Regions from separate parts of the Homo sapiens genome. Here regions 1, 2 and 4 are each linked to region 3. The links are chromatin loops, found by intact Hi-C in ENCODE. Cell type or tissue: gastrocnemius medialis. All regions are shown on one strand.

Region 1 (8,000 bases), 500 kb before region 3:
GTGAAAATGAGAAAAATTAAATATCATTCTCCTAGGGAAAAAATCAAATGACAGTAAATATATACATGTAAGTTCTAGCTATAAACCTACACTGTGGTTTTGTCAAATTTGACTTGCAACTACAGACAGTCAGGCACATGTAAAAATGGTTCTTACAAAGCAATGTGACTAGGTACCCTTACTCACTTCTGCCATCAAATAGACATCAGGTCCAGAGCCTCCTCTGCTCTGTCTTCAGAAACTGTCAACACCTGTACTCTTCATAAGACTTGAGCTGGGTAGGCAAGCCACGTGCTTCCTGCACTCAGATTCCTTTGTCAACAGAATCTTAGGGACTTCCTCAGGGTCCCCAGATAGTCACTTCACTCTCTCCTTCATCTTTCAACAAAATACAATGTCATAAAGCAATTGTGCCAAGAGTTTTCTAGAATTGCTCTGACTGAAATTTGAGCTTTAGTCTCTAAACTTGATATTGCAAAACCTCCTTTACTGATACAGCTCAACCCTCTATTCTTAACTGTCCACACCAATTTCTACTGCCCTTAGGCAATAAAGAGCTGTTTTACATGAAAAGTACTCAAAGTTCCTACCGTGAAGACAGCAACTGCCATGGGCCCGTACTGCTTACCACCTCCCATTCAAGCTGGAAAAGATTGTGGCCACTTTTTCCCCCCAACTCTTTTATATTTTTATTTCTAGAATGGCCATTTTTAAAAAACTTTTATTTTAGACTCAGGGCTACACGTCAAAGTTTGTCATATAGATAAACTTGTGTCTTGGGGACTTGTTACACAGATTATTTTGTCCCCCTGGTACAAAACCTAGTACCAAATATTTTTTCTGCCCCTCTCCCTCCTCCTCCCACCCTCTACCCTCAGGTAGGCCCCAGTGTCTGTTGTTCGCCTCTTTGTGTCCACGTGTTCTCATCATTAAGCTCTCACTTATAAGTGAGAACATGGGGTATTTTGTTTTCTGTTTCTGCATTAGTTTGCTAAGGATAATGACCTCCAGCTTCATCCATGTTCCTGCAAAGGACATGATCTCATTCTCTTTAATGGCTGCATAGTATTCCATGATGTGTATGTCCACATTTTCTTTATACAGTCTACCGCTGGTGGGTATTTAAGTGGATTTCATGTCTTTGCTCTTGTGAATAGAACTGGAAACATCCCCCTAAATCTCTCCTAATCATCTGTCAGGAAAGGGGTGGATGCATGCACACATCTTGGGATGCTCTGTCCCCAGAATGAGGGCAGCACAGCTGGCTACACAGAAACGTTCCCTCCATTCTGTGGCTTCCTCCTCCCAACATTTAAGGTTGAGGGCCACAGATAACCCATGCACATTCATGTGTTTTGGCTCAGTGATTGTGTAAATTACAAGATTGGGATTGTTCCCAAATTCTACAAAGGGGAGAGTGTGTGAAAAATTGTGGCTGCAAAATAAGTAAGCAGTTTGAAGCAAACCCTATGTATTTATCTGGTTTTACGTAGGCAGATAAAATGTGGTGGTTCTTTACAAACCTTGCTAAATTGGAAGGGCTTGAGAGACCTCAAAAAAAGCTATGGACAAAGTTAGCTCTGCCAAAACGGAATTTTCAATTCCAGGAAAACCGAGGATTTTTAAGATTGAAATTATGGTTGAATCATTGCTCTTCAGTTCACACATTTATTTGTTTTAGCTTCATTTGTGAAATACGATATCATCTTCCTACTTAATGGCTTTATAAAATCATCAGTGAAACCTGGCAAATTTGAATTATCTGTGCACAACTTGTATCTCCAGTAAATAATGGAGGAAGGAGATGTGGAATTCTGAAAGCATCCATAGGATAATGGAACCAGAAGCCATAATCACTAGATGTTTGTGAGACACAAATCATCCCATAGACAACTTGATTGCTTTTTTGATGGAATTGCAAGATTTACAGATGAAAGCAAGGTAGTTGATGTGATACATTAGAATGATGATTGTAATACACTTGATATAGTGTTGCACAAAATCCCACTTGCAAAACACATTTGTGTACAGTAGGACTGTCACCAGAACAAAAACTGAGGACTGACTGTCGATGAATGAGTCGGAACAGGATAATACCGCCTCCTTTGTGCATACATCAAACCCTGACTTACAACAACAAAAACAAATGGCCTCTGATATAGAGTTTAAAACCGTTTAAAAACCAACAGTAGTTAAAAGATTATAATACATGTTGACCTTGTTGAATATCTGAGATTTTGACAGTTGTACAAAAAAAAAACTGCTGGACTATGGATCATCCATAGGTTCATGAGCAAAAACTAAAAGCTGTGATACAAAGAAGTGTAGTGCACCCTGCCTAAGCTCTGAAGCAGGAGGGCGTAACTGACGTACTGGAGGCATTCACTAAAAAGTAACTCACTGTAAAATGCACTGCATGCCAGGGACATATAGAGTTTCACAGGAAGAAGTAACAGGACTTAAGAGCAGGGAGAGATGTAAGAAAGAAGCTGTATTGTGAGCCCATCATCTAGGGACAGATCCAAGTTGCGGTGAATGTGTACAATGGGTGGAAGGTGGCTTCAGAGATCCCTTCCCCCTGCAATATACACCCTCTTTATAACATGCTCATGCAAGTGAATTTTAAATGCAAAAGTAAACAAGAACAACATACTGAGAAATAGAAATCAAAAGGTACAGCACGTCCTAACAGTGACGTCGGCTATTGAAGAAAAGAGAACAATGCATTTAAAATTCAGACAGAGAATAATCTTCAATTTAGAATTCTAAAAGTAGTCAACCTATCAAGTACAAGGAAAGAATAATGACATCTGAAGACACGTGAGGGCCTGGGGATGGAATTCAACACAAATGAAATGGGGAAAAAGAAAAAGGAAGACATTTTTCTCCAGCTAAAATGGTGATATAAGAAAGGAAATATAATTGTAGTATGCCACCTGGCTCTGCAAGGGATAATGGAAATGCACAGATGTGCCCGTGTTCCTGATCTATTAACAGTGATAGAATGTGTTGGTGAGGATGTGCTAGAGAAGGTGAGGTGTTGCTTATGGCAGCTCATTCATGATAAAACAAAGAAAAAAGGTCATGTCTAAGTTAATAAATGATGAGTGGAGATTATAAATACATGGAAGAGGTTAAAAAAAAAAAAGGAAACATCCACAAGGGTGGAAAGTGATTGGCCCTAGTGAGTGGGATCAAGGCCTGGGGAGTGTTGGCCTGGGGGTTGCTGGGTTTTGTCATATGCTTTCTTTCTCTTTGATTTTATTTAAACACACACGTATTACTTGGGTACAATTAAGTATTTAAAACCAACATCATAGCATACCTCAGAAAGCAAATAGAGAGGGAGAGAGGGAGAAAGGAAGAGAGTCAGAGGAAGAGACAGAGACAGAGGGAGAGCCATGAGAAAAACAACTGTGGCTGAGGATGTGTGCGTGTAGAGGACATCGCTGAGTGAAGGGGTTCAGCCACATGGGCCTGGACGCAATACAGCATCTCCAGCGTGTGAAGCCCAGATCCAGCCCTAGGACCCGTTGACTCTGATAGACACCAAAAGGGGAACCAACCAGACCTTTAAGCTTTGGATCCTGGACTGCTGGGAAAATACTGGTGTCTGGGTTATTTTTTCCTGTTTTGTTTTGTTTTCCTAGACATAATACCTCTCATGAGCTACTAGTGAAAATAAAAAATAATTGCCATCATATCACATGCATGGAGGGCTTACTGCATTCCACATGATGATCCGAGCACTTCACATAAATTCATCCCCTCAGTCATTCCAGCCAACCCCGGGGTGGGTTCTGCAATCGTGCCCAGCGTCGTGGAAGCTGGTGGCCCCCACACTGGGCTGGTGCACTCATCACCCCCCGACACACAGCTGGCTGTTAATAACTCAGAGATATTCCCTTCTCCCCAACTGCCCTGGACAAAATTAAAACACTTTTCCTAGGAAGCTATTTCCATACCTCCTGGCCCCCACAAGAGGCAGTTGACAAGCTGCAGCCTACTAACACTGGGTTACAAAGGCCAGTCTGTGCCACAAGCTGAGATCAACTTTATACAGCGATTTGTTCTCCAGAGCTCCCATGGAACCAGGCAGAATGCAGACTCCAGCTGAGACCACGCTTTCGCCAGGATGGTCTCGCATCCCTCCCTCCCTTTTTCCTGAGAGCATTCCTCAGTGGACCAAACCCATCTCATGCTCTGCTTCCACAGAACTTGACTTAAAAAGGAGTTCACAGATGAGGAAATCGAGGCACAGAAAAGCTCAACGACTTGTGCTAGGGCCATCACTCTTAAGTGGCAGAGCCAGAATGAAACCCAGGCTGTCTTGTGGGAGCCCCACCCGAGAGCTGCTGGAAGCCCCATGAGAATGAGGCCACATAGCCAGCAGAGGGCAGAGGTGGGGAGTGCAGTGGGGTTCCTGTCCCTGTCCCATGTACCATGAGGCCCCTACTGCTTCCCACCCCTCAGGTGGGCCCATGACACCCAGCCCTAAACTGTCACTTGCCAGTTGCTCCAATTGGGTTTCCACCACTTGTGACAAAGAATCCTAACACAGGATCCTTGACATAAATAGGAAAGTTCGGGGGAGACCATTATCTCATTTTAGAGAAAAGATAATGAGTTTGTTCTTCAATGCATTTAGGTAGAGATGCCCAAGGAATGCATAAATCTGTAGACAGCCCTTTGCTGAGAGAGAGAAGAATTGATGATGTGGTCAGGGAATTAAATCGTACGATGGATACTGATGCTTTGCCCTGAACTGAGGATGCGGGAGGGAGGATTCCTGGCGAGTCGTTCAAGCTCTGAAATTTACTAGGCTCACCAGATTGGATTAATAAAAAGAGAGGATTCTCAGTTAAACATGAATTTGCTCTAAACAGTGAACAATTGAAGCATAAGTATATCCCATACAACATTTGGGATCAACTACGCTAAACTTTTTTCACATTTTCTCTAAATTTAAAATTTCACTGGGTATTCTGTGTTTTTTTTAATCACTTTGTGAGGCACCCTTGTAAGCTAAATAGTCATTGAATTCTGAGGACACTAGATACCACTGTTCTTTTTACCCTTTTTAAAAGAAAAATTGCATTTCTAAAATGCTAAGTGCCTACATAATGAATGCAAAATATATATGGTTTATGAATAACAACGAGATGATCATTCTGATACCCACTGCCTACTAGTTTAAGAAAATGCATTTTCACCATAAAATATATATTGGCTCTTCCCACAAAATCAAACAACCATCTTAAATTGCCTACTTAGCAGTCCCTTGGATTTTCATTTAGTCGTGCACTTTACCACCCATATGTAATACTACACAAAACATATATACAGCAGAAGGAATTGTAAGGAGAAATCTATATAGCTACCATCCAGGCTGAGAATTCGTTCCTTGTCAGACCCCAGAAGTTCCCATGAATTCTTCCTCCATTGTATTCAGCTCCTTCCTTCTAGAGAAAACCACTATCTAGACTCTTCATGAAAATCCTTTTCTTGTTTTATCATCCTCATCTACATTCCTAAACAAGATAATTTAAGTTTACCTGTTCCTGAAATTTATATAAATGCAATTACCAAAAAGTGTGTATTCTGTATTAATGTGCTGGGAATGCCATACCAAAATACCACTGACTCGGGTGGAGGGACTTAAACAACAGCAATGTATTGTCTCACAATTCTAGAGGCTGGAAGCCCAAGATCAAGGTGCCAGCAGATTTGGTTTCTCCTGAGGCCTCTTTCCTTAACTTGCAGATGGCCCACTTCTCACTGTGTCCTCACATGGTCCTGCCTCTGTGAGCACATGTGCCTGTGTCCTAATATCTTCTTGTGAGGACACCAATCATATTGGGCCACACCCTTATGACCTCACTTAATTACCTCTTTAAAGACCCCAATACAGTAGTTACCCCCATATCCGAGGGGAATTTGTATTAAAACCTCAGTGGATGCCTGAAACCACAGACAGTAACAAGCCCTAGACATGCTATGTTTTTCCTATACATACATATGTATCATAAAGTTTAATTTATAAATTAGGTACAGTAAGAAATTTACAATAATACAATAATCATAGCAATACACTGCAGTAAAAGGTATGTGTATGTGCTCTCTCTCCCTCTGTCTCTCTCTCTCTCTCATCTTATTGTTCTGACTCACCTATTTTTGGATCCTGGTTGACTCCAGGTAACTGAAACCACAGAAAGCAAAACTGTGGATAAGGGAGGACTGCTGTCAACCCCTTGAGGGGTTACAGCTTCAACATATGAACTTTGGGAGGATGGGAGGACATCGTTCAGTCCATAACATGTTCTTTTGTGATGTTGCCCCCACCCCAAATTATTTTTGTGAAGTTGATCCATTTTGTTGAAAACACTTATAGTTTTTCATTTTCACTGTTGGCTAGAATTCCGTAACACATGTCCAGACAAATTTACTATATCTGTTTTCTTTGGTGGACATCTAAGTTATTTTCAAATTTGCTTTTATAAAAAAATACTGCTTTGTACAGTTTTTTAAAAATGTGTATTCTCATGCACAAAAGCAATTGCTTTTCTGAATATATATTTAAGAGTAGAACTGCTTTGTCAAAAGATTTGAACATCTTCAAATATGTTAGATAATGCCAAACTATTTTCCAGAGTAGGTTTAACATTCCCATCAACGTTGTGTCAGAGACCCCTTTGCCCCATATCTTCCTTCACAGTGTTGCCTCTGACTTCTCTTCTTTTTCTTTTTTATATTTTTTGCTAGTTTTGTGGCTAACTGCTTCTCATTTTTGGTTTTAATTTGCACTTATCTTATTGATTATAAGGTCAAGCCTATTTGAATATGTTTGCTGGCCATTCAGGTATGTGTTTTTGAGGTGATTCTTCAGATTTCTGACCATTTGTCTATTGGATCACCAGTTTTGTTTATTATGGATTAATATGTTCGGGCATGAGTGTTTTGTTGATGAGCTATTTTACAAATATCTTCTTTACAGCATGTCTTCATTCACTTTAGTAATACAGGTTGAGCGTCCCTTGTGCAAAGTGCTTGGGACCAGAAGTGCTTTGGATTTTGGAATATTTGCATATACATAATGAGTCATCTTGGGAATGAGAATGAAGTCCAAATATAAATTCATTTGTGTTTCATACACACCTTACACACATAGCCTGAAGGTAATTTTATACATCATTTTTAAGAATTTTGTACATAAACAAACTTTGTGTACCGTGAACCAGCACAAAGGTGTCCACCTCACCCACCCCCTCCCCCACTGTGGACAATCTGTGGTTATTTGGCATCACCATTATTCCTGACTAAATTTACATGCTACATGCTACAGATAAGCAACCATTTTCTTACACTTATTCTCACGTAAGTATTTAACAGTAAAAAATACGATATGCCATTAATACAGTGAAAAAAATAAGTGTTCTTGGTAGCTAGCCAGCACATTAGCATCCCTGGAACACCTGCATCAGCTGTCAGACAACGGCAGCAACAAACAACGCAGCTCCCAGCCTCCATCTACAATGCTGTGTTTTGATTAAAAGGTTACTGTACATTGTGTTTTATTTTTTTAGAGCAGAAGAAATCTCAGAAGCAGTTAAAGGACCAGAAAGCGGGTCCTCTAGGGATGAGGAGGCATTCTACTGGGTGGCTTTTCAAAGTGTTTCCACCAGAGTCATCTGCCTCATTAACAATGTTCTGTGTCTCCAACATCTCTTTTTGATTTTATAAGCTAACATGATGTCTTACTCTGCTGTGAATGCATGCTGCTCTGTTCCTTCAGTGAGACCATGACACACTTTCACCATGTCATCTGTAGGCATTGCTTCTGCAGTGTTGACAACAACATCTTCATCATCACCATGATCATAACCACCTGGATTCAGAACCATTTTGGCTATTTCAGGAGCTGTCAAACAATGAACAACTGGAGCCTTACTATTGATGTTAAAAACTTTTTTGATATTCACTTCTCCCACGTTACTGATGGA
Region 2 (8,000 bases), 100 kb before region 3:
CTATTTCAGCACCAAAAGCAGCACTGTGTTGTGCACGTGTGTGAGTCTACTGTTGGTTAGTCGTGGAACAACTCACCATGTCTCCAGAATATTCTACAAAGAGACATCTGCCATTTGCACGTGCATGCTATCGGTCCATCTGAAAAGCCTCATAGTCATCATCCTAAAGGGATGCTTTCTTAATTCCCCTGGCAACTTACGACTTGACAAAGTGACTTTGACCGGAAATAATCTGCTTTGGGAACCTCCCAGGTGACGGACAGCCTTGGACAGCCAGTTAATTTCAAAGGCCCAATGTGATAGTTAAGGTTGTGTGTGAATGTGGCCAGGCCACAGTACCCAGATATCGGGTCCAACGCATCTGGATGTTGGTGTGAAGTTATTTTTTAGTTGATGTAAACATTTAAATCAGGAGACGCTGACAAAGTAGATGATCCTCAAAAATGTGGGTGGGCCTTCTCTAAATAGCTGAAGCCTTTCAGTAAAAGGCCGATCTCCCCAAGGAAGAGGGAATCCTGCCAGCAGATGGCCTTAAGGCTTAAACGGTCATATCCATAGGCTCTCCCCTGAGTATCCAGCTTGCTGGCCTATCCTGTGAATTTCAGACTTGCCAGCCCTCGCAGTAGTACAAACCAATTCCGTAAAATAAATCTCTCTCCTCTCTCTCTCTAAAGAGACTATTGGTTCTGCAGCTCTGAACAATCCTAATACACCCAACCATCCCTACCAAAAAAAACCTATGTCTTTTCACAACATCCTAGGCCAATAGAGTGTCTTTCACCAATGACAGCCATGTTTTTCAGCCTTGTGGGTGAACAAAATGCTGAAGGTACCTTCTGGGAGGGGATTGTGGTCAGCACAGCTCTTGCTCACATCTTTTGTGCTTCGTTTCTTCTGTGCACCAGTTTATTCCAGCCCTTCGTCCCTCACAGCATTCTCTTCGACTGAACATTTTGGTGCATTCACTGACTTCCTGTGAAGGTCACCTATTCACTTCACTCTCTAATGCAGGGCTGAACTAGCTGCAGTGGCACAGAGATTAGGAGAGGCCCGAGAAGCAAGTCCATCTCTAGGTGCTCAGAGAAACATGGCCCTGGGGGTGGCCCTGAAGACAGAAACTTCCAGCAGCTGCTACCACAGAAGTCTACATGGGGTTTCTTAAGAGGAAGGCCAATCCCAGACATTAGGAAGCATCATAATAATTGATGACATTGTTTGAATGTGGCCTATAGGTCAGGCAGTGTTCTAAGGGGTTTACTGACCACACCTCATTTGGTCTTGCCAGCAGCCTCCCAGGCACATATTTCCAAGGATCTCCACTTTACACCTGAGGGATGCAAGGCACTCATCTGTGAAGTGACTTCCCCAAATCACATGCTATGACATGGTGAAGCCAGGACTCCTGAGACCCACCTGTCAACCACCAGATCAAGACTTGGTGATATTTGGAGATCCAAGTGTGTGGCTAAAAACAGGGTCAGTTGTCAGAGAGTGGGGCCATGCAGAGTATCTGTGCAAAGGGGGTGATGGCACCCTAGTCATACTAGTGGGTAACGGTCATTTCCTGGAGCACTGGGAAAGAGCTCTGTCATGGGGAGCCAGCTATGGGAACTGGGAAACAAGAGGAGGCTGGACTTCATGCTCGATTTAAACCCCAGCCCCATCACCACAAGCGATGAGACTTGGAGCAACTTCCACAGCCTCTCTGAGCTTCATCTGAATAGCAAGGATAAGAGCCGTTTCACATGGCTACTGTGAGGATTAAGTGTGAAAATAGGATGGTCCCAGGGAAAGTGGGTGCTTGGAATCATGACAGGAGCAAAATATAATCCTGGTTATCACAGATGTTGCATGAAGTCACGGCCAGACACATGGTGAACCCCACTTTGCTGGGCCTCAGAGAATAAGACTGAGTTCTTAGGGCACCTAAGGTCCAGTTGACCTTAGAGTCAGGATGGAACTGGCACTAAGGTGAGGGAAGTGAGGGGACCAGGGTGCACAGTTCAAGGAGGCACCCATGCTCTGGGTGGGGCACATACAGGGGAGGCAGGGGAGAACGAGTGCCTCCTTAAATCCTGCTCCCTGCATATCTGGACTGGGAAGTGGGGCTGCACCCAATGTTGGGGTGATGCCTGCAGGGAGGAACAGTCTACAGAGAAAACCAGGGACACTGCACCCAAGGCTGGCCCAAGTGCTGGTGAGTGACTGTCTTGTGATTTTAACTGATCTTGCGGTCCAAACCATCTAGTCATGCCTCAGAGCAGATGTTTTGGCTTAACTGGGTAGTTATCTGCACCACCCTAATAAATCAGCCAATTGTTCAGATTTATGCCACAACATTAACAGGTTGGCTTCACCTAGCAGTTGATCTATTGATATAATAAGGCACTGTATTTTCAAGAGAACATGAGGATATCCTTTGAGATTTGGATTTCTGCATAATATGTGGGCCCACTGGGTCACTTGCCGGCGCGAATAAATCTTACACACTCTACACTCACACTCACATGGAAATGTCTTAAAATCCACAGATAAGTACAAAACAGATTGCCAGCTGGCATACACAGTAAATATTTGTAGATACACATCAATTAAATGTTACTAGGAACTCCTGTGCTTAAGCACAAGCACTCAGGACCACATTCCAAATTTTCCCCACTCAGTTTCCACAGCACCAAGCCTCTTTAAAACATGAGGAAGTTCTGGGTACAAGGAAACTTCTACCAAGCTTTCGTTTAGAAGGAGTTGAAATGTCTAAGGTAAATTGGATGCTATAATGGAACAAACAGCAGATCCTAAATGAGGGTAGCACTGCCAAGCCCAGCCATAATGTTGTCTATTGTAATCACCCTGGACGTGCTCCAGCACCTGTGATGACTCAAAAGGTCCGTGCCGGGAGCACCAAAAGGAGACTCCTCTCTGCCACAAAGAATGTGTATTAAGCATTACGTTCTGGTCTAGCCAAGAGGGTGACATGCGGTTCCTCACTTGAGCAGATCTATTTCTTCACATCTCTGATTGTGTCACGTACAAAGGCCACTCGAGCACAAGCTCACGTCCTGTCCAGAGCATTTCTACACCAGGGCCACCTTGCCCTTGGCCTCCTATCTCTGGTTTCTGCCTCCTTCCCTCCCATTGCTCAACTCCAACTTCCCAGGATAGGATCAGTGTCCCATTGGAACCGCAGCACCAGCTCTTCCCAGCCCACTGAAGACCCTGCCTGTGAAGTCTCACTTGTCTTCAGGGCCCACAGGATATGTAGACTGGATGAACCTCAAACCAAAATAATAACTCTCAGCTGTCTCTACTCCACATGAGACCTTAGAGCCTGCAACCCTCAGGTCATAGGCCTTCTTCTTCTTAGAATGTCTTCTTATTCAAGGGATGATTCTGTTTTTAAGCCACACCTAAATATTGTGACTCTTGAATTTTCTTTTCTTTTCTTTTCTTTTCTTTTTTTTTTTTGAGATGGAGTTTCGCTCTTTTTGCCCAGGATGGAGTGCAATGGCAAGACCTTGGCTCACTGCAACCTCTGCCTCCGGGGTTCAAGCAATTCTCCTGCCTCAGCCTCCTAAGTAGCTGGGATTACAGGCGTGGGCCACCATGCCCAGCTAAGTTTGAATTTTGTATTTTTAGAGGAGACGGGGTTTCTCTATGTTGGCTGGGCTGGTCTCAAACTGTCAACCTCAGGTGATACGCCCGCCTCGGCCTCCCAAAGTGCTGGGATTACAGGCATGAGCCACCGCACCTGGCCAACTCTTGAATTTTCAAAAGATAACATACATGGGCAAATAATTATATCAAGCCATAAAGGCTCCGGTTACATACAAACTGCATCTAGCGTAACAGGATCAAATTACGAAACAAACGGTTCACCCAAAATTGATTGCCACACTCATAAAGTGAGAACTATTTAAAAACTGGAGACTGATGAAATGCCCATTGAATACTTCCCGAAGGTTTCCACAAGGTACTAGGGGAAGAGAGTGCAATGGGAATCTCGCCCGACACTAGGTCAGTGGCTGTTACAACTTTCATAGCAACTGCACATTTTACTTGTGCTTTTCCTAAAATTTACTCTTGAATTTAATAGTGATGAAGAATGTAGAGTGTATCAGCAAATTGAGACACTAGCAAGTAAGTGTAGAAAATAAATGACCATGAAATTTTTGGAGGAAACATTTGTATGGGTGTTTGTTTACCTTGTTTTGACCAGCATAGTATAATATTGTCGAATTTATGGAGTACCTACAACGTTCCACGTGTTTTTTATTACTCTGCAAGGTAGGCATTGTGGCTACGCACAGATGAATTAACCAAGGTTCAGAGAAGTAAAGTCGTTTGCTTAAACTTGCAGTCAGTAAGGGTCTGAGCTTGATTTGAAGGTGATCCTGTGAAGTTTGCTTTAAAAATACCCAGATATAGGAATAAGTACATGACAGCCAATCTGCTCTTCCCAGGATTACATTCCATGGGATTCTCCACTTTATTCGTATTGCAATAAGTAGTCTTGCCTATAGTCCTCAAATAAAAAGAGTAGATAAATGACAGAAATCTAAATATTTAAATTATCCAAAATATTTGATTTTGTTATGACTTTTGACCTCTTACCAAAAATGGAACAGGCAAAGTTTAAACATGGCTTCAGCCACTTTTCTGTCACTGTCGTTTCATCTGATGATCAAATGGGAATGAGCAGGAGATTCACGGCTCATATTATGCACAGAGTGAGTTATTCAACTTCATAAGACATAAATCTGACAGAATCATTATCCCGGAGCTCAATGACAACAGAGTCCTAAGAAGGTCCACAGTATATTCTCCAGTTTCTTCTTTATGAGTTCACCATCATCTCCTCTTTTGACACTCAGTGAGTTCACACACAGTGTGGTTCTCAAGGCCTTCCCATTCTGTTCAACAGGCATTATGAGAGCTCAGCGGCAGAGGACCACGGCCTCTTCAAAAGAGTGAACCAAATAGGGCGAAGGTAGCTTTGTCCCTAGGCATTCTTTAATGACATGATATAAATTTCAAAGAAGAATTCTAATAATTCAAAACAGGTAACACCATTTTTTTCACATTAATTTAAATGATTCTATTTATAATGAATTCAGAAATCATTAAATTAAATGTAGTATCATTTAAAGGAAGTGAAAATTGGATTATTCTAACTAATCTTTAAAATGCCTTTACAGATGCCAAAAAAATTGTTTAATTTCCTTTTGGTTTTATTTCTTATGAACAAGTATGCTGAGTTACAATAGCTGCATTTTCCACTTCATAACTAACAAGGAATGCCACTTCACAGAATAAAAAGGGAATAATGAAGGCATAGTGAGAAGTCGCAGGACATCCTACTCAAAAGCTAATCCACCAGCTACTATTAAGGAAACAGTCAGTGTGTAATGGGTAACTCAGGACTCAAGAGTACTTTTTCCGTTCAGAAGTAGTGGGTGGAAAGTTCCAATGAAGAAATTACCAGGGTTACATTATGCTCTAACATTTTGTTCTTCTAAGCAGTCTGTTTTAAAAGCATACTCATATTCCAGGGCTCATTGGTCGTGGAATTTCAGACTGGTTTGCTGTTTTCTCTTGATGCCTGAAATACAGGTAATACTTTGCATTTTTAAAATGCATTTCATTCCTATGTTCTGAGAGGAGGCATTGTATCAGAATCTTTTGTGCACTCAGCTAATGATCCATAGTAAGATCCCATTATCAATCAGGTTTGTCGGTATCGAACTTCATAAACAACTGATGGTAATCTTTGCTATGAAAAGTGTGGTACTGGGCTTAGTCACTCATAGCCCATGATAACAGAAGAGGTCACTAGTCCCAGCCGTCAAATACAGAAGTTAGGTCCTAGAAATCTTGAGAAGGTGTAAAAGTTGTCTAATATAGCCCATCCATCACTGTTGTCTAATTGGGAATTTCTTCATGGCCTCGTGGGAGTTTGTATTTCAGACACTCCGTAAGTGCCATAGATCAAGTCACTACTGCTAGCTTCTCTCATTGTTAAGTTATTGTGTTTGTCCCCACTTTATTATCTGTATGTCAACCCAGAACCAGAGCAGCTTCTGAGGAGTTCTGGGATTAGGATGTAGCTTACAAGGATGGGGCCTACAATAAAGTGGGGATAAAGCTACTTCTTCATATGGATGACCTCAGCCATCATTCAGTTTCTGCCACTGCTGCAAGCTCAAATTCTACCACATAGAGAAAATTTGTCCTAAAGATCAAGAAAACATATCATTGATTCCAATGAGAGGTCCTTACTCTTCTAACATTTTGGAAACCTTGTTTGAATAGGTCACCATACATGGATATATCCACTTAATGGAAAAAGAAGAACAGACTAAAAATAATTAGAAATGTGGGATTGACATAAATTCAGAGGGATCTTGAACACGGTACTGCTTTACCAGTCAGTACAGAGATAGAGCTGTTAACATCAGCTTATTAATTGCTGAAGGGGAAGCTGATAGGTTCTTCTTTTATTTTAAAACCTTGAAACTACATCATTGTATGATCCCGGGACATTTTAAGATGAATTTGGCAGTCTTATAGCATAAGGAAATAATTGAGTTTGATCTGTAGACCTCATTACTAGCAGAAGGCCACATGGGGATCCACACATTTTTTAGGAAGCAGGAATATTGAAAGGAGATTTCAACCATCAGAGGTCGACGTCCATAGAGCCTGTAACCTCCATTTTCCATTCCTTGTTGGTGCAGCCTGACTAATGATAGTCACTGGTCCTCACCAGTTAGAAGATGATGGAAAGCCATTTAAGAAGTAAATTCAATAATGCTTCCAGAAAATTCAGTTCTGTTCGTCTCCACATATCCTAGAAGGGACTGCCACCCACTCCAGTTGTGGGAATTAAAGGCACAGTGTGTATGAGCTGCCCCCAGCTGTGGTCTGGCAGAGGACAAGCTAATTAGAAGAGAGCTAACTACATTTAGAGATGTGGAAAAGTTATCCCGGTATTTCTGGCATGCCCAGAGCTATTAATCTCTTGCCTTTGAAAAGCACTCATGCATTTCCATTTTACTCTCACCCTTTTACTGCTGTACCTTAAGAATGTTGATCTACCTTGATCTATTGCTGTCATCCATCATCAGAATAGTAGCAACACACTCACCCAGCTATCGCTCTAAAACCCGCAGATGTCAAGCCCTGAGAGTGGGGGCTCTGGCTACGCTTCTAATGTAGAGGGCACCTGTTTATAAGGCATCATGTAAAAGCTATTACCACATTCAGAAATCACAATCCTCACAGAAACATTTTTAGGAGCCTCAGAGCAGGTTGTCTATAAGTGAAAAAGAAAGTGTGCTTATCAGCTTGCATGACAAGTGGAAGGCATGTGGCTTTAAAATCAGGGGGGAATGTTTTAAACAACAGCAACAGCCAGATTGCTTAGCAAAGATAGCAGGCAGTCATAAGACACTATGAAATCAATTCGCTGGGAACACACAGAGGGCAGCCAGAAAGGAGACTCTGGTCCAGTCTTTTAAGGCACTTCCTCCCTTTCTACCCACATGAACATTATTTTACACACTTGATGCTGATTTGTTTTTCTAAGGGTTTGAAGGTCTAAATTATTGCACTGTTTCTCCTATCCAGTATCCTTGCTTAAATCAGTGGAAATGTAATTGATGCAAAATGGTATATTCTATTCAAAAGCATGTATTCATCTGGAATTGCTTTGGACCAGAAAATATTGTGAGGACAGACTGTCCCAATTTTATTCTTTATGTTCAAGGAACAAGTCATTTGAGGGTTCGGGGGGTGGGAGTTTCTAAGTAATAAAATATCAACACAAGCTAATTAAACAAAATATGGCTAAAAATCTTTTACTATTAGGGCTATAATTTGGCAGATAATCTTCATAAGGCATCTGATAATGCTTATTAGATTTTAAAATGTACCACTGATATTCTCACAAAATTTGATAATGGGAAAAATATTAATATGTTACAATGCCAGCATAAACAAAT
Region 3 (8,000 bases):
GCTGCTGGTGCAGGGACCGCTGTCTGAGAACACCTGGATTAAGCCCTGCACCTGCCTGTGGGAGGAGGACAGTAACATCTCATCCATATCTGGGAGCCAGAGCTGGCGTTTTGTTTTTTGTTTGTTTGTTTCCAAATGCACTGGGTCTGTGATTGTGGGAGCCCACCTCAGGCTTCTCTGCCTGGGCCTTGCCAGGTGAGCGAGAAGCTGGTCCCGTGAGGAGCAGTCCAATCCGGCCCATGTTGCACAGCCTCGTGCCCAGGCCCTGGAGCTAGCAACTTGCCCGACACAGCCTGCTCCTTCCCAGAGGGCAGCCCCCATGCAGGCTGCTTCCCACGGTGTCTCAGCAGGTCCTCTGCAGATTTTTCCTCCCACCTTTTTTATGGTGTCCAAGACATGACCACAACCACCACCACCAAACTCTTCCATCCCTGACAAACAGTTCCTATGTTATTTTAGAAAAAGTCTCTCCCCACAGTATGGCAGGAGCACTTCCCATAGTGCCCCCTTCGGCTTTATCTTCAACGATATCTCAAGGCCTGCCAAGCATTCTGACATCATGAGATTAGACTCCACTGTGTACTGGCAGGTTTGCATTTTTTAGATGTCATATTTTAAAGCACAAGACAGGGGCCATGTGGTGGGAGGGACAGTGTGAGGCCCATTCCCTGTTCCCAGGGCACAGACTGCTGTGACATTTGCTCTCTTGAGAACTTAGCAAGGGCAGGCAGAGGCAGCTGACCGAAAGTAACTCCGTGCAAAAGTGGCCCAGCCACTCACGGCGACACTTAATTGAGAGGAATGAGGGCCAGAATTCAAGTCCAGGTTCATGGACAAGTCATGTCCTTTTCAAGACCTACACTGGAAGCCACATCTATGGCCCTTGCTCAGTGTCTCCTTAGTAACCATCGTGGTGCCTCACATGGTGAAAGCTTGACAAACTTTGAAGGACTTCAGCACATGTGGTCTCATTCATTCTACAAAGTCAAGATGTCTTTAACTCTCCTACCTATTTCTTGGGAATAAAACAGAGCTTGAATGACTTTAGTGATAAATAACTTTGGAATAGCAACTCCACATCTTTCCATGCATTGCAGCCTCATGGCATCCGTGTGAGGGAATGTCATTATTATCCCATTTTAGAGGTGCAGTGGGTGAGGTTGGAAGAAGTTTTGACTTTTCTGAAGAAACTTAACTAGAACATGAAAGAGTTCATTCTGAACCCAAGTTCCAGGTTTTTCTATCACTGTTCCATTGGCTTCCTTTATTTCTGTTAATAGTGTGATTGCTAAGAATAAATGCCTAACATTTACTAAGTGCCTCTATGAGCCAAGTAACACAGTAAGGAATTGCACATGGATTACCTCAGGGCAAGGCAGAGGGGTGCATGGCCGGCCTGCAGGACAGCCCAGCAGCGGGAGCATCAGGGCAAGCTGAGAATCCATTTAGGAGATGGGGCCTACTAGTATTTCCATTCTACAGATGCCTAAACTAAGGCTTGGATGAGTTAACTCACTCCCATGAGGACACAGAGCCAGCAGGTGAAGATGGAGCCATGATACCTAACTCAGCACTCTGTCTCCAGAGCCAACGACAGGTCCTGGAACCATTAGCCGTATGGCGACTACTTCTCAATTCATTATCAGCACCTCTCATTCATTTCACATGCAAGCCAGCTTCTTAGAGGAAACAGCATTAATTATGTAGACATATGTTTATGTTGGTCAATGGACTTCTTGCTGTTGTTATATGGCTTGAGGATTGGTCTCCTCTTTTACGACAATAGTCATAGAAAATGTTTCACAAGTATATTACAGAAGTGACAGCATATATCAAAGACACTCCGTTAAAGATGAAAGTGTAGAAACGCCAGGTTTTCTGGGAAGGGGTCGCCCAAGGGAAAGAGTTGAAGATTGAAGGTTGATAGGAACAGCCTGTGTTCAAAGACAGTCATGAGTTTACGAAGCTGTGGAATGTTTATGGAGGACATCGGCCATCCAACATGAGGATGAACTTCATTCCCCGAGGCCTGGCGCAGGATGGAGCTGTGATTACGTGGGCTGTCCTTTGCACGGGAACAGGGGCTCCATCGATGAATAACAGGGGGTACCTCCAAAAGGCCACGCTGACTCTGGGAATTGCTTTGAATTTCAGGCTTAGAGAGCTGGGGCTGGAGTGCTGACCATGACTTTGAAGCTAAAAGCAGTGTGTGCTCTGAGGCAAGGAGCTGCAGCTTGGACCTGAGCCCTGGGAAGCTGCCCAGAGGCACTGCATGGCAGAGCAGGCTGGGGGCAGGAGCAGAGACAGCTCTTTACCGAGACCAGCTCCAAGACAGCTCGCCCCTAATAAGGAAGTAGAGTGGCACTCCCCCATACCTCATCTCAGAGACCTCCCAGGTCCTTCAGCCTCGCTGAAGGAAGGCCGAGCCTCTGTGGGGCCCTGAGATGTTAGGGCTGAGCAGATTCTAAAGCAGGACTCTCAGTCCTGAGCAGCAGAAGATCAGATGAGGGTGAGAACTGCCCCCAAACTGAGCTGCCAGTTAGATTCAGAAATGTGCTCAGGCTGGTGGGTAGAGCTGCCTGACACTTTATTCCTTTTCTTCATGTCATTTACTGTAATATTAATAATCTCTGGTTACACATCATCTCTAAATGTCACGATCTTGAAGGTCAGTGTTAGGGGTGAATTGTGTCTCCCAGAAAGCCAAGTTCAAGTTGTAAACCGTACCTGTGAATGGGACCTTATTTGGAAATAGGTATTTGTGAATGTGATCGAGTTAAAATGAGGTCATGCTGGCTTACCTGGGGACTTAATCCAATGATGGAGGTCCTCCTAAGAGGAGGAAATTTATACCGAGACACACAGGGAAGACCTCAAGTGACCACAGAGGCAGAGACGGGAGCGATGTGGCTGGAAGCCGAGCAATGCCAAGGACTGCATCAGCACTAGAGGCTGGAAGCAGGGGAGACCCTTTCCGGAGCCTTCAGAGGGACCACGGCCTGTGGACCCCATGATTTTGGACCCTCAGCCTCCAGAACTGTGAAAAAACACACTTCTTGTGTCAAGCCCGAGGTTGTGGCAATTCATTGCAGTGGCCCGAGTGCACTAAGATCAAAGTCCTAAAACCTTTGTTTTCCATAGGAGGATATCGAGGCTCAGAACACTGTCCCTCCACAAAAGGGTGGCACTGCTAAGACTAGGCCCAGACCTTCTCCGTCAGCCCTGTTCTCAGGGATCCCTTGGCGATGGGACCTGAAGTTCTGGAGGGAGCTGCCACAGCAGCATGGATCCAGGAGGCTCCCGGGTCACATGCTTGGGGCAGTCGGAGGTTCCAAGTGTGGTGCCAAGTGCCCAGTTGAGTTGTTGGCACTTCTGGCCTTTGGAGTCACTCTGTGGACGCTGGTAAGTCATCAAAGAGGGTGTTGCCTCTGTGAACGTCAGGGGCACAGCCTAGCGGAGAGTGGGCCTTGGGGACATGGGGACCCCTAATTTAATATAGACATGGCACACAAGGCAGTGGAGGCAGCTCCTGTCAGCACCCTGGGGCGGCAGACAGGCTGGAACCTGTGGTCTCGGGATCAACCACCCTGGGAAGCAAAACGTACTTCCCGCCGTTCTCCACACTGAGGCGCCATTAACAAGGCCCTAGCAAGCAACTAGGCCTGGCTCGGGCAAGGCCGCCACTTCCGTAAGCTTTAGAGCCAAAGACAGCAGGTGCCCAAGGGAGGCACTGCACCAGTGTGAGAGTGTGAGTGTGCAACAGAACACACGTGTGTGAGTGTGTGACAGTGTGTGGGTTTGATTGTGAGCATGCTGTGATTGAGTGTGTGTAACATCATGTTAGGTATGGGCGAGTGTGCATGTGAGTGTCTACAAGCATGAGTGTGTCACAGAGTGTGTATGTGAATAAGTATAGGAGTGTGTGTGAGAATGTGTGTGCACGTGCAAGAGTGAGAGGGTGTGTGCGTGTGTGACTGCCTGTGTTGGGTGTGTGTGAGTATGGGCCTGTGTGTGTATGTATAAGTTTGTGAATAAGTGTGCATGTGTGTGGGTAGAGATGAGTGTGAATGTGTGTATATGTGTATGTGCATGAGGTTGTGTGGGCTGTGGATGTGCATTTATGAGTGTGGATGTGCAAGTATACACCTGTGTGCATGTATGAGTGTGTGTGTGAGTTTGTGAATAAGTGTGTGAGTGTTGATGTGGTTGTGTACATGTGAGTGTGTGTGTGGCTGTGGCAGTGTGTGTGTGTGTTTCTAAGTGAGTGTAGGAGTGCAAGTGTGGGCGGGCTCTGGCAAATGCATGGGAGCCTCAAGAGGCCCAGGAATGAGGCTGACCAGGCTGTGAGTGCACTTCCAGTAGGGATCCCTCCCAGCAGGGCCTGGATGCTGCAGCGGGCCTGCTCTGCCTGCTTTGTGTGGAGTGTGCTGCCACCCAGGGGAAGGCTCCTGGCTGACATGGCAAGTTGACATTGGTCTTGGGTGGTTTCTGTCTCTAGGCTCAGACAAGAAAAAGGACATATAGGGTGCAGGGGCCAGGAGTCAGGGACTAGCCCCGGCAGAGAGAAGGGGAAAGCGCCAAGACCCCAGGCACAGGCTTCAGAAACACCCCTACTGGACCATCTATCCACATCAGTGGGACCTCTTCCCCATTTTCCCCCTTCCCGTAGTCTAAGGTGCTTGCTGGCTAAGGGTATTAGAGGACACCAGGAGAGAGGCGTGGCCTGTCTCCCTTATGTGTCCCTAAACTGATCCTTACTGGAGATAAGTCCCCAACAATGTCTTGAATTTCAGGAAGCTTCACTTTGTTGTGTGGTCTGAAACTGCAATGCTACCCCGAGGAGCCTTGGAAATTCACATCACCATGCTCCTAAATACGCCTGGTTAACTGCTGGAGCCTTTTCATATGAAAAAGGAAACCCACTAACTGACGTTCCCACAAATCTCCTGGGTCCCTCGGGGTCTTTGAACTCTGCCTGAGAGACAGTTTCGTCACCCTCTGGGACAACAAATTCATACATTTCTATCTTGCTCCAGTTCCAAGAAAATGGCATTGTGTCCTTTAAAACGCAGTCAATTCTAAAAGCACACTTCTCCTTGCCTCCTCAAAGAGTGCTCACAACAGTGACTGATAGTTCATTCTTCTTCGTCTTCTTTCTTTAAGACAGTTTGTTCAGACTTTTTACTTACGTGCTGCAATACAGATTTTAAGAGCTCATTAGCATGGTACAGCAGCTGCACCTTTACAGGATCATGATCCTAATACGGAAAAGGCAGTTTCTGCGGCGGAGCGGTGCCTTCTGCAGGGCCCTGGCAGCCCTTGATGCTCCTGCTGTTGAGCTGTCCTGCAGCCGGGCCATGCACGCCTCCGCCTTGTTCCTCCCCCTATGGAGACAGGCGGCTGAGTCAGGCCTGTCCTCCACGGAGGGATAAGCCTGCCATGCACTCCCAGAAGCTGCCAAGTCAACCCCCAGCCGTCTCTTTCCAAGCGCTAGCTACTCCATTCCCTTCCCTCTGTGGAGCTCTTATTTCCCTACTGTCTAACCAGTCAGACACCACGTGCCCTTCAGTCCCAAGCTGTCCGCTCTGATCCCTTCGTGGAGTCTTCCGATATAAATAAACTAAACAAGGGAAAACCCACAGGGAAGAAGAAAGTCTGCAGGTTGTTTTAGACTCCAAACAGATAGGGATTGAGCTTGAAAGAGGGGCAACCGTAAATACCAGATCTTCTTGGAGAGCAGCCAAGTAGATCTGGTATTGACAGGTGCCCCTCTTTCACCTGGTATTGACAGGACCCCAATGGAAAATAGACATCATTGCATAGGCACTGATGAAACAGCACGCTTTGAAAAATAGCAAATAAAATCAGGCAAACTCTGCTGTTTTCAAAGTTAGAATCTCTTACTACGGAGTCTAGGATGGTCACATTAGCAGAATATTAGGCACAGTGGCTCATGCCTATAATCCCAGCACTTTGGGAGGCCAAGGCAGGCAGATCACCCGAAGCCAGGAGTTCGAGACCAGCCTGGCCAACATAGTGAAACCCCATCTCTACTAAAACAAATATAAAAAATTATTCAGGTGTGGTGGTGGGTGCCTGTAATCCCAGCTACTCGGGAGGCTGAGGCAGGAGAATCACTTGAACCTGGGAGGCGGAGGCTGCAGTGAGCTGAGATTTCGCCATTGCACTCCTGCCTGGGCAACAAGAGCAAAACTCCATTTCAAACAAACAAACAAACAAACAATATCAGCAGAAGATTAACAGACTAAGAAGATAAGGCTGGCCAGGGTGGCGGGCTGCGTGGCGGGCTGGGTGGCGGGCTGGGTGGCGGGCTGCGTGGCGGGCTGCGTGGCGGGCTGGGTGGCGGGCTGCGTGGAGGGCTGCGTGGCGGGCTGGGTGGCGGGACAGAACGGTGTCCCACGTGGCGCTTTCCCATCTCTGCTCACCCCCTTACCATCCCCTTGGCAGCTCTCCCAGATACCTTATCTAACAAAGACTGAGCCTTGTTCTTTTGGCTTAGGATTGACTTGGCGATGCGGGCTCTTTTTTGGTTCCATATGAACTTTAAAGTAGTTTTTTCCAATTCTGAGAAGAAAGTCATTGGTAGCTTGATGGGGATGGCATTGAATCTGTAAATTACCTTGGGCAGTATGGCCATTTTCACGATATTGATTCTTCCTACCCATGAGCATGGAATGTTCTTCCATTTGTTTGTATCCTCTTTTATTTCATTGAGCAGTGGTTTGTAGTTCTCCTTGAAGAGGTCCTTCACGTCCCTTGTAAGTTGGATTCCTGGGTATTTTATTCTCTTTGAAGCAATTGTGAATGGAAGTTCACTCATGATTTGGCTCTCTGTTTGTCTGTTATTAGTGTATAGGAATGCTTGTGATTTTTGCACATTGATTTTGTATCCTGAGACTTTGCTGAAGTTGCTTATCAGCTTAAGGAGATTTTGGGCTGAGACAATGGGGTTTTCTAGATATACAATCATGTCATCTGCAAACAGGGACAATTTGACTTCCTCTTTTCCTAATTGAATACCCTTTATTTCCTTCTCCTGCCTAATTGCCCTGGTCAGAACTTCCAACACTATGTTGAATAAGGAGTGGTGAGAGAGGGCATCCCTGTCTTGTGCCAGTTTTCAAAGGGAATGCTTCCAGTTTTTGTCCATTCAGTATGATATTGGCTGTGGGTTTGTCATAGATAGCTCTTATTATTTTGAGATATGTCCCATCAATACCTAATTTATTGAGAGTTTTTAGCATGAAGGGTTGTTGAATTTTGTCAAAGGCCTTTCAACCCTTGTGGAAGTCAGTGTGGCGATTCCTCAGGGATCTAGAACTAGAAATACCATTTGACCCAGCCATCCCATTACTGGGTATATACCCAAAGGACTATAAATCATGCTGCTATAAAGACACATGCACACGTATGTTTATTGTGGCACTATTCACAATAGCAAAGACTTGGAACCAACCCAAATGTCCAACAATGTTAGACTGGATTAAGAAAATGTGGCATATATACACCATGGAATACTATGCAGCCATAAAAAATGATGAGTTCATGTCCTTTGTAGAGACATGGATGAAATTGGAAATCATCATTCTCAGTAAACTATCGCAAGAACAAAAAACCAAACACCGCATATTCTCACTCATAGATGGGAATTGAACAATGAGAACACATGGACACAGGAAGGGGAACATCACACTCTGGGGACTGTTGTGGGGTGTGGGGATGGGGGAGGGATAGCTTTAGGAGATACACCTAATGCTAAATGACGAGTTAATGGGTGCAGCACACCAGCATGGCACATGTATACGTATGTAACTAACCTGCACATCGTGCACATGTACCCTAAAACTTAAAGTATAATAATAATAAAAAAAAGACCGAGTCCTCCAGCCCTAGTCACGCCCTCTGCTGGCCACAGCCCCCATCAACACCTTGACTGCAACCTTGTGAAAAGCCCTGAGCCAGAGCCTTCCAGCCCCACG
Region 4 (8,000 bases), 170 kb before region 3:
GTTCATAAGTTCTTATCATTTAGCTCCCACTTGTAAGTGAGAACATGCAGTATTTGGATTTCTGTCCCTGCGTTAGTATGCTAAAGACAATAGCCTCCAGCTCCATCCATGTTACCGCAAAACACATTATCTCATATTTTTTATGGCTGCATAGTACTCCATGGAGTATATGTACCACATTTTCTTTAACCAGTGTGTCATCGATGGGCATTTTGGTTGATTCCATGTCTTTGCTATTGTGAACAGTGCTGCAATGAACATGTGCATGCATGCGTCTTTATGGTAGAATGCTTTATATTCCTCTGGGTATATACTCAGTAATGGGATTTCTGGGTCGAATGGTAGTTCTGCTTTTAGCTCTTTGAGGAATTGCCATACTGCTTTCCACAATGGTTGAAACAATTTACACTCCCACCAACAGTATATAAGGGTTCCCTTTTCTCCGCAACTTTGCCAGCATCTGTTATTTTTTTACTTTTTAATAATAGCCATTCTGACTGGCATGAGGTGGTATCTCCTTGTGGTTTTGATTTGCATTTCTCTAATGATCTATGATATTGAGCATTTTTTCATATGCTTGTTGGCCACATGTATGGCTTCTTTTGAAATGTGTCTGTTCATGTTGTTTGCCTACTTTTTAATGGGGTTGTTTTCCTCTTGTAAATTTAAATTTCTTATAGATGCTGGACATTAGACCTTTGTCAGATGCATAGTTTGGAAATACTTTCTCCCATTCTGTAGGTTGTCTATTTACTCTGTTGATAGTATTTTTTTTTTTACTGTGCAGAAGCTCTTAAGTTTAATTAGATCCCATTTGTCAATTTTTGCTTTTGTAGCAATAGCTTTTTGTGTCTTTCTGATGAAATCTTTACCCATTCCTATATCCAGGATGGCATTGCCTAGGTTGTCTTCCAGGGTTTTTATGGTATCAGATTTCATATTTAAGTCTTTAATTCGTCTTGAGTTGATTTTTGTATATGGAGTAAGAAAGGGGTCCAGCTTCAATCTTCTGCATATGGCTAGCCAGTTATCCCAGCATCATTTATTGAATAAGGAGTCTTTTCCTCATTGCTTGTTTTTGTCAGCTTTGTCAAAGATCATATGGTCTTAGATGTGTAGCCTTACTTCTGGGTTCTCTATTCTATTCCGTTGGTCTATGTCCTTGTTTTTGTACCAGTACCATGCTCTTTTTGGTCACTGTAGCCTTGTAGTATAGTTTGAAGTCAGATAACATGATTCCTCCAGCTTTGTTGTTTTTGCTTAGGAGTGTCTTGGCTATTCAGGCTCTTTTTTTGGTTCCATATAAATTTTAAAATAATTTTTTCTTGTTCTGTGAAGAATGTCATTAGTAGTTTGATAGGAATAGCGTTGAATCTGTAAATTGCTTGGGGCAGTATAGCCATTTTAATGATATTGATTCTTCCTATCCATGAGCACAGGATGCTTTTCCATTTGTCATAAAAACATTTTTTAAATGAAGTAGAAAATACTAGAAAATGTCACAGTTTATTACAGAGTGGATGTAAATATCGTAGTGAAATATCTTCAGTGATGCATTGTACATGTCTGCTTTCTTCTTAGAAAGACTTTGCAATAGAGGAGCCCTAAAAAGTGGGCTCAGGAAAAGGGATGAAAAGGCCACATTTAGGCTATGTGTAGGAAGATGTGGATAACATGACGTATGTCCTAGATTAAACCTGGTAGAATTATCAAGGGAGTTACCTCTAATTCTCAAAAGTGTTCCAGTTTGGGCAATAAATTATACGGTCACCCTCAAGATACTTGGCTGAATTCAGGCAATGTTAGTAAGGGCTTTAGTGCCTATAGACAAGAGTCAGACTCCAAGATTTCCCTAGAAGAGAGCCCCAGGAATGCCAGGTGGGCTATGGATAAGGGTTTATACACAGTCGTATTCTCCTGAAGTGCACAGCTATGATGTGTAGTCTTATATGTCAACATGTCAGGCTCAGGTGCTGGTTATTTAATCAAAAAGAATCTAGGTGTTACTGTAGAGATATTTTGTAGATGTGGTTAACATCTATAGTCATCCTACTTGAAGTAAAGAAGATCACCCTCTGTAATGTGAGTGGGCCTCATCCCATCAGTTGAAGGCCTTACGAGTAAAAACTGATTTTTCAGAGAAAAAGGAATTCTGCCTCAAGGCTGCAGCATGAACTCCTGCCTGAGTTTGCAGTCTGCCCTCTGCCTTAAGGATATTGGATTTCCCAGCCCCCACAACCAAGCCAGCCAATTCCTTAAAATAAATCTCCATCTCAATTGATCTGTATGTCTTCCTGTCTGTCTATACATCTGTATCTATCTATCCACCTACATCTCTACATATCTAGATCTAATGCCTTCATATCTAAATCTATCATCTCCTATTTATTCTGTTTCTCTGAAGAACCAATATAATGGCTGAGAACCAAGGCATCACCTGGAAAAAAGGTCTGATCTTGCAGGGATCCAAGTGAAGAGAGTGAGCCCAGGCCTAGTTGTGTTAAGAGGTGAATTAATGAGACTAGAGGATGGTCACTGGGGTCCGAAGGATGGAAGGGACACACCAGTTGTCAGGCCTAGAGCTATTGTTTAACTCTTACAGGGCTAACAACACTAACAAGATACAGTGCTGGCATGAAATCCACACTTGTCCTTCTTCGAGGTTCCATGTGGCCTGTACCCTGACAGTTTCTCATGCTACAGTCAACATGTTGAAAAGCTGGGTGTGCTACATGTGAGAAATAAGGCATGACGGATGTGTGTATTAGCCAGGGTTCTCCAGAGAAACAGAGCCAATAGGCTATATGTGTATATACATACATATATATATATATACACACACACACAAACATATATACACATATATACATATATACATACATATATACATATATACATATATATATGTGTATATGTATATATATATATATATTTATATATATATATATATATATATATATATATATATATATATATATATATATAAAGAGAGAGACAGAGACTTTAAGGAACTGGCTTATGCAGTTGTTGGGGCTGGGAAGTCTGAATTCTGTAGAGTAAACCCACAGGCTGGAGATTCAGGTAAGGGCTGATCTTGCAGTCTCAAGTCCAAATTCCGCAGTGTGGCAGAATGGAAACTTAAGCAGGATTTCTGTCTCGGTCTTGAGGCAGAATTCCTTCTTTTTCAGGAAATCTCAGTCTTTGCTGTCAGGGTTTTTGACTGATTGGTTGAGGCTCACCGACATTATGGAGGGTCATCTACTTTACTCAAAGTCTACTGATCTTAGCTATTAAGCACATCTACCAAATATCATCACAGCCACATCATAGCCCGGGCGAAGTTAACATGTGAAATTAACCATTTCAACATCATATGGACTTTGGACCAAGGCAGACCTGGAATGTGTGCCTACTAGCTGGGTAATTTGGGCAAAGGATCACCTCTCTAAGCCTGAGCCTTCTCATCTCTAACATGGGAGTAATAAGGATGACCTAGAACAATTGTGGAAATAATTCATTAGCTGCTCAGTAATTGGTAGATTCTGTTATGACTCCATTAACTGTGTTGGGAAGGGGGAAGTGTTGGTGGAAGAAGAGAAAGTAGGGAGAGCTTGTGAGCCCAGCAAGTCGCTCCAGGAGGAAGCCGTAGCATGAGAGTGGCTGCACAGATCCCAGGCTGGAAGATGGGGCACCTACTGAGACGTGCCCCTGGGACCTGTCCTACTTGGTCACATTTCTACCAGCTACTGAACAAGTGCACGATTACCATCTGGAGTTGCCGGCCTCTGCCTGTAAAAGAAGGACTGATCTCAATTGAGTCAGCTGAGGACACCGGGCTTCTCTCCCCTTTTGTGCCTCTCTCCTGTAACTCACACACACAGCCATGTTGTTGTTACCTCATTCCAGGACATTTGCCTGACACTAAGGAGTACTGTTTAAGCCTTAATTCCTTTCTAGGAATGTCTAGTTGTCTGAAACACAGTGTTTTCCTAGGAAAGTAGGCCTGTGAAACAGGTCCTATTACAGTACCTCCAGCCCGGTGTGAATGAAAACCAACAGAATTCATAAAGCAAATGAAAAATGAAATTCAGCTGCTTCAACTCCCTCGGCTAGTATCGAAATACAGGTACAGATGTATTCCTCGGATGACACACAGCCAAATGTGACTAGAGTGTTATGATGTGTTTCTTAGGTCATAGCTGACAGGTTGCCAGGATTGCATTTGTAAGAGCAAAGAGATCAGCATTAAATTTCTTTCCTGTTATGTAACTGCTTTCACTTAAAGGATTACTTGTACCCATACAAGAATGAGCCATGTACCTCCTTATAAAGTGCCCACGCTATCCCGCAAACTACAGACCTGCCTATGGATTTCACATGGACTCATTAGCTACTTTAATTGATGAAAGAAATGGGAAACTGCCTTCTCTTTGTGACCACATTCAAAGGCTCCCCTTTGCTTTTAGCTTTCTGGCCATTTCATTTGATTATAGAGTAATTCTGAGCCCCTAACAATACCATCAATTAACAACATGAAAGGCATGACTATAGAGGAACATGGAGCCCCCTTTTAGTTCCCTGACACTGGTTTTTCCTCTTCTAGTTAGTTGAAAATAATTCTTGAAAAAGCATTTCAAAAGGAAACCTTTCTTTTCCTCCAAAGATTCCAAACAGGATGTTATTACTGCTTGTTCTATTACATTAGAAAACTTTATTAAAACCACCTTTCTCTAGCCTTTTAAACAGAGAAGCATGGAGCAAATTTGGCAAACACAAAAATACTTCTGTAATGATGAACAGAAATACATGTGCATTTGTAACATGAAGCATGCTCTTGTGTTTCTAATATCTGACTCTCTTTCTATACATTATTCTCTTAGTTTCATGAAAAGATAGACCTTTCATCAAATTGAGATTTATCGCTAAACGCTTGGAATTCATGCAACAAAATCAGGGATTGACTTCACTTCAACCAGACAGCTCCCACCTTCCAGCCTGGGTGATTCAGTATCCACATTTGCTTTATTAAATCCTGTATTCCCTAGTTTGGTGGCAAACAAGGACTAACTTACTTAACTAATTTGTAAATTGTGATTCCAGACTGTGTCAAACGGCCTTGACTAGGCTTCCCGGGCTTGGAGCAAGCCAGGTACGTGGCCCCTCTCTGAGACCTGACATGAAATTCTTCATTTATTTTCCATGATTGTCACTTTATTTGAGCTCATAGCCCTGCCCTGAATGAGTCTCTGATACGTTGAGAGTTAACCTAGTATATCATTAATAACACTGAGTAGAATGCAACCACAAAACTCAGCAAAATGCAAAAATAAGTGTTTATTTAGCTCACAGTTCCATGGGGTTCTGTGATCTGGGCTGAGCACACCTGTGTGTTTCCTGTGTGGTCAGCGGGGGGTTGGCTCACCCAGGATGGCCTCCGCTGGACGACACGGACTCGGCTCTGCTCCACATGTCTTTACTCTTCCAGAAGGCCAGCTCAGACATGGATGCAGCAGCCAGGACAAGGGCCGTCCTAACCACCCAAGGCTTTTCGGGCCTCTGCTTACATGATGGTGGCTGAAGTCCCACGGGCCAAGAGAAGTCGCATGGCTGACTGAGAGTCAGAGGAGGAGAAAACTGCAAAGTGAATCGGCAAAAGTCTTGGACACAGGGAGTGGGGAGAATTGGGGCCATTTTTGTAATCTACCACACTCGGTGCCTAAAGCCAAGCTTAAGAAAAGAACAGAGTGATGTGCAGGCTCAGAAGAATGAGAGAAAGCTATTTATATCTCACCTGAGCATCAGGGAAAGCTTCCTGGTGGAGGTCGCAAGTTGGACACACATCACCACATCTTAGACGCCATCCTCCAAGAACTGTTCTTCCTCTGAAATACTAAATGGCAGAACCCCTCCACAGTCACGCCCTCACTTATGCTACACACACCCACTAAGTTCACTGAGACTTCCTCACCTGATCGTTCAGTTTTCTCTTGTTTCTCTGCAACCCTGGGGCCCTCAACTCCCTCTTGGTCTGTCCCTCTGATGCTCAGGTGCAGCAAAACCCTAGCTCAGGGTGAATCCAATAATCTGCCCCCCTTAACTTGGATGCTTTGGCTTCCTGGAGAAAACTTAGAAAACGGAGGATGAGTTATGAATTATTGCTAGTCTGCGACTTCAGCCTGCCCCTAGGCCACATTTAACAATCCCTTTACTCATGTTGGGTCATTTCCCTGCCTGCCCCAAGCGATCGTGGAAAACTTTCACTCACATGGCGAGCTCTCCACTCTTCTCTGACCAGCCCTTTATCTACCTTCTAGATTGGCAAGGAAATGGGTAATCTGCGTCAGCCATTGCAAATTCCCGCCTGCCACATACAAAGTGTCATAGCCCTTTCCTCACTCGCTCCCTCCCCATCAGTCTCAGAAATCCAGACCCTTCTCTTATTCAAGAAAAATCTTTTCAGCCTTCTGTGTCCTTAGAGATATTGGTTCATCAGTTACCCTGTATCTCTCCTCTATCACTAATTTCCTTTTTTTTTTCTTACTCCTTCTACCCCCCAGTTTATAAACTGGCTCTCATCCTAACTAAACAAAATAAAATTCTATGATTCTATGTCTGCTCCGTGGCTATTGCTGTCTCTTTCCTTCTTTTATTGGCCAAGTGTGTTAAAACCCGGTCTACACTTTGTTTCCACTTGCTCCCTATTTATTTACTCTTCCAACCTTGCAACCTGGAGCACACCCCACCTTTCCTCAGAACTCCTGCCGCAAAAGTTGTCAATGATCTCATATTTTCAAATCCAAGGGATGTTTCTCAGTTCTTATCTGCCTGGTCATATCTGCTCCTTCAATCCTGGGTACTTGGAATTTCCCTTCAACTTGAGAAATGAATTTCCTTTCATCTCCCTGAGGCTAGTGCCTGCTTTTTCTCTCCCTCCTTCCCTGATTGCTCTTTTCCTGGTGCTTTCAGGATCTGCCTCTGCTGATCCATTTACCTCTGGGGTTTTCTAGAGAGATCTCACCATGGCAGACTGTTTTTCACATTGTTTATGTGTTTCACAGGCAATCATTCATTGCTTATGAACAAAACTACTTGCAGTTTAGTCATTTATATGTAGATGACATTCACATTTCTATTTCTAGTTTAAACTTTTCCAAGATCTATAACCTTGTCTGTCCAACTGTTGGCTTACAGTATGGACAGAGAAGCCACAAGAGTCTTGCCGTCTATACATCCACAAATGAACTCTTCATCTCAGTTCACCTCCTGCTCCTCCTCCTCTTCCTTCTTCTCCTCACTCTTCATCCTGCCTCTCTTTCTCTTTCTCTTCCTCCTCATTCTCCTCCTCATCTTCTTCTACCTGCCCTTGGTCTTCCTCCTTCTCCTTTTTCTGCAGTTACGACTAAAATGCAAATCTCATTGTCCTCTTTCAGCCATATAATTTAATTCTAAACTAACGTGTTTTGAATGGAGAAGGAATTTTAATGATTTTGAAAGTTAATCCTCGGTCATTGAAACTTTTTGAACATCTCTCTAAAGCAGCAAGTTCTCATCAGTGTTGTTAGGAATGATTAACCATCCACACGTGCTGTGTCATTGGTTGCGTAAGAACTAGCTAGACCTATTTCCTATTCACCATAAGATTACAATTAAACGGAGACAACGTTGATAAAACTATGCATAACATTTAAATGACTACACCATCAATACCAAATGGAAATGAAGATTCTGAATTGTATAATCATGTTTGCATTATTAATTCCTGTGTGGTCAAAAGTACAGGTGAAGCTAGATGAGGTGGCTCACGCCTAATCCTAGCATTTTGGGAGGCCAAGGCAGGCAGATCACTTGAGGCCAAAACTTGGAGACCAGCCTGGCCAACATGGCAAAAACCCACCTCTACTAAAAAGACAAAATAATTAGCTGGGCATGGTGGCACACCCTTGTAATCCCAGCTACTTGGGAGACTGAGAATCACTTGAATCTGGGAGGCGCAGTTTGCA

Evidence for each region. Peaks named below come from ENCODE experiments on the same cell type or tissue, not always from the same donor. Only the 100,000 strongest peaks of a DNase experiment are listed, where the experiment ranks them.
Region 1: it touches region 3 in a loop (4-fold over the local background); 10 of 110 quality-filtered maps call a loop at or near these places.
Region 2: a loop joins it to region 3, with 3 times the contacts of the local background. A loop is called at or near these places in 7 of 110 quality-filtered maps.
Region 4: it touches region 3 in a loop (2.6-fold over the local background); 9 of 110 quality-filtered maps call a loop at or near these places.

What each region holds. Positions count from the first base shown.
Region 1 is chr13:109,606,322-109,614,321 of GRCh38, forward strand. It overlaps LOC124903210 (a long non-coding RNA gene), which reads right to left and starts at 827. Exons shown (of 2, transcript XR_007063870.1): 1 at 1-827. In gastrocnemius medialis, a CTCF peak has its summit at 4,395 (motif pointing right); no DNase peak of the experiment used is centred here.
Region 2 is chr13:110,003,542-110,011,541 of GRCh38, forward strand. It overlaps a transcript of LINC03082 not described here. Among named protein-coding and RNA genes, the nearest start is that of LINC00396, 46 kb to the right of the region's middle. In gastrocnemius medialis, no CTCF peak of the experiment used is centred here; a DNase peak (open chromatin) is centred at 3,030; H3K27ac peaks cover 1,280 bases.
Region 3 is chr13:110,104,655-110,112,654 of GRCh38, forward strand. The region is part of intron 1 of LINC03082 (long intergenic non-protein coding RNA 3082); the gene reads right to left. Among named protein-coding and RNA genes, the nearest start is that of LINC03032, 13 kb to the right of the region's middle. In gastrocnemius medialis, CTCF peaks have their summits at 3,611, 4,442, 4,641 and 7,930 (motif pointing left); DNase peaks (open chromatin) are centred at 2,217, 4,427 and 5,447; H3K4me3 peaks cover 786 bases; H3K27ac peaks cover 4,066 bases.
Region 4 is chr13:109,934,559-109,942,558 of GRCh38, forward strand. No RefSeq gene overlaps it. Among named protein-coding and RNA genes, the nearest start is that of LINC00396, 110 kb to the right of the region's middle. In gastrocnemius medialis, no CTCF peak of the experiment used is centred here; DNase peaks (open chromatin) are centred at 3,824 and 4,183; H3K27ac peaks cover 1,209 bases.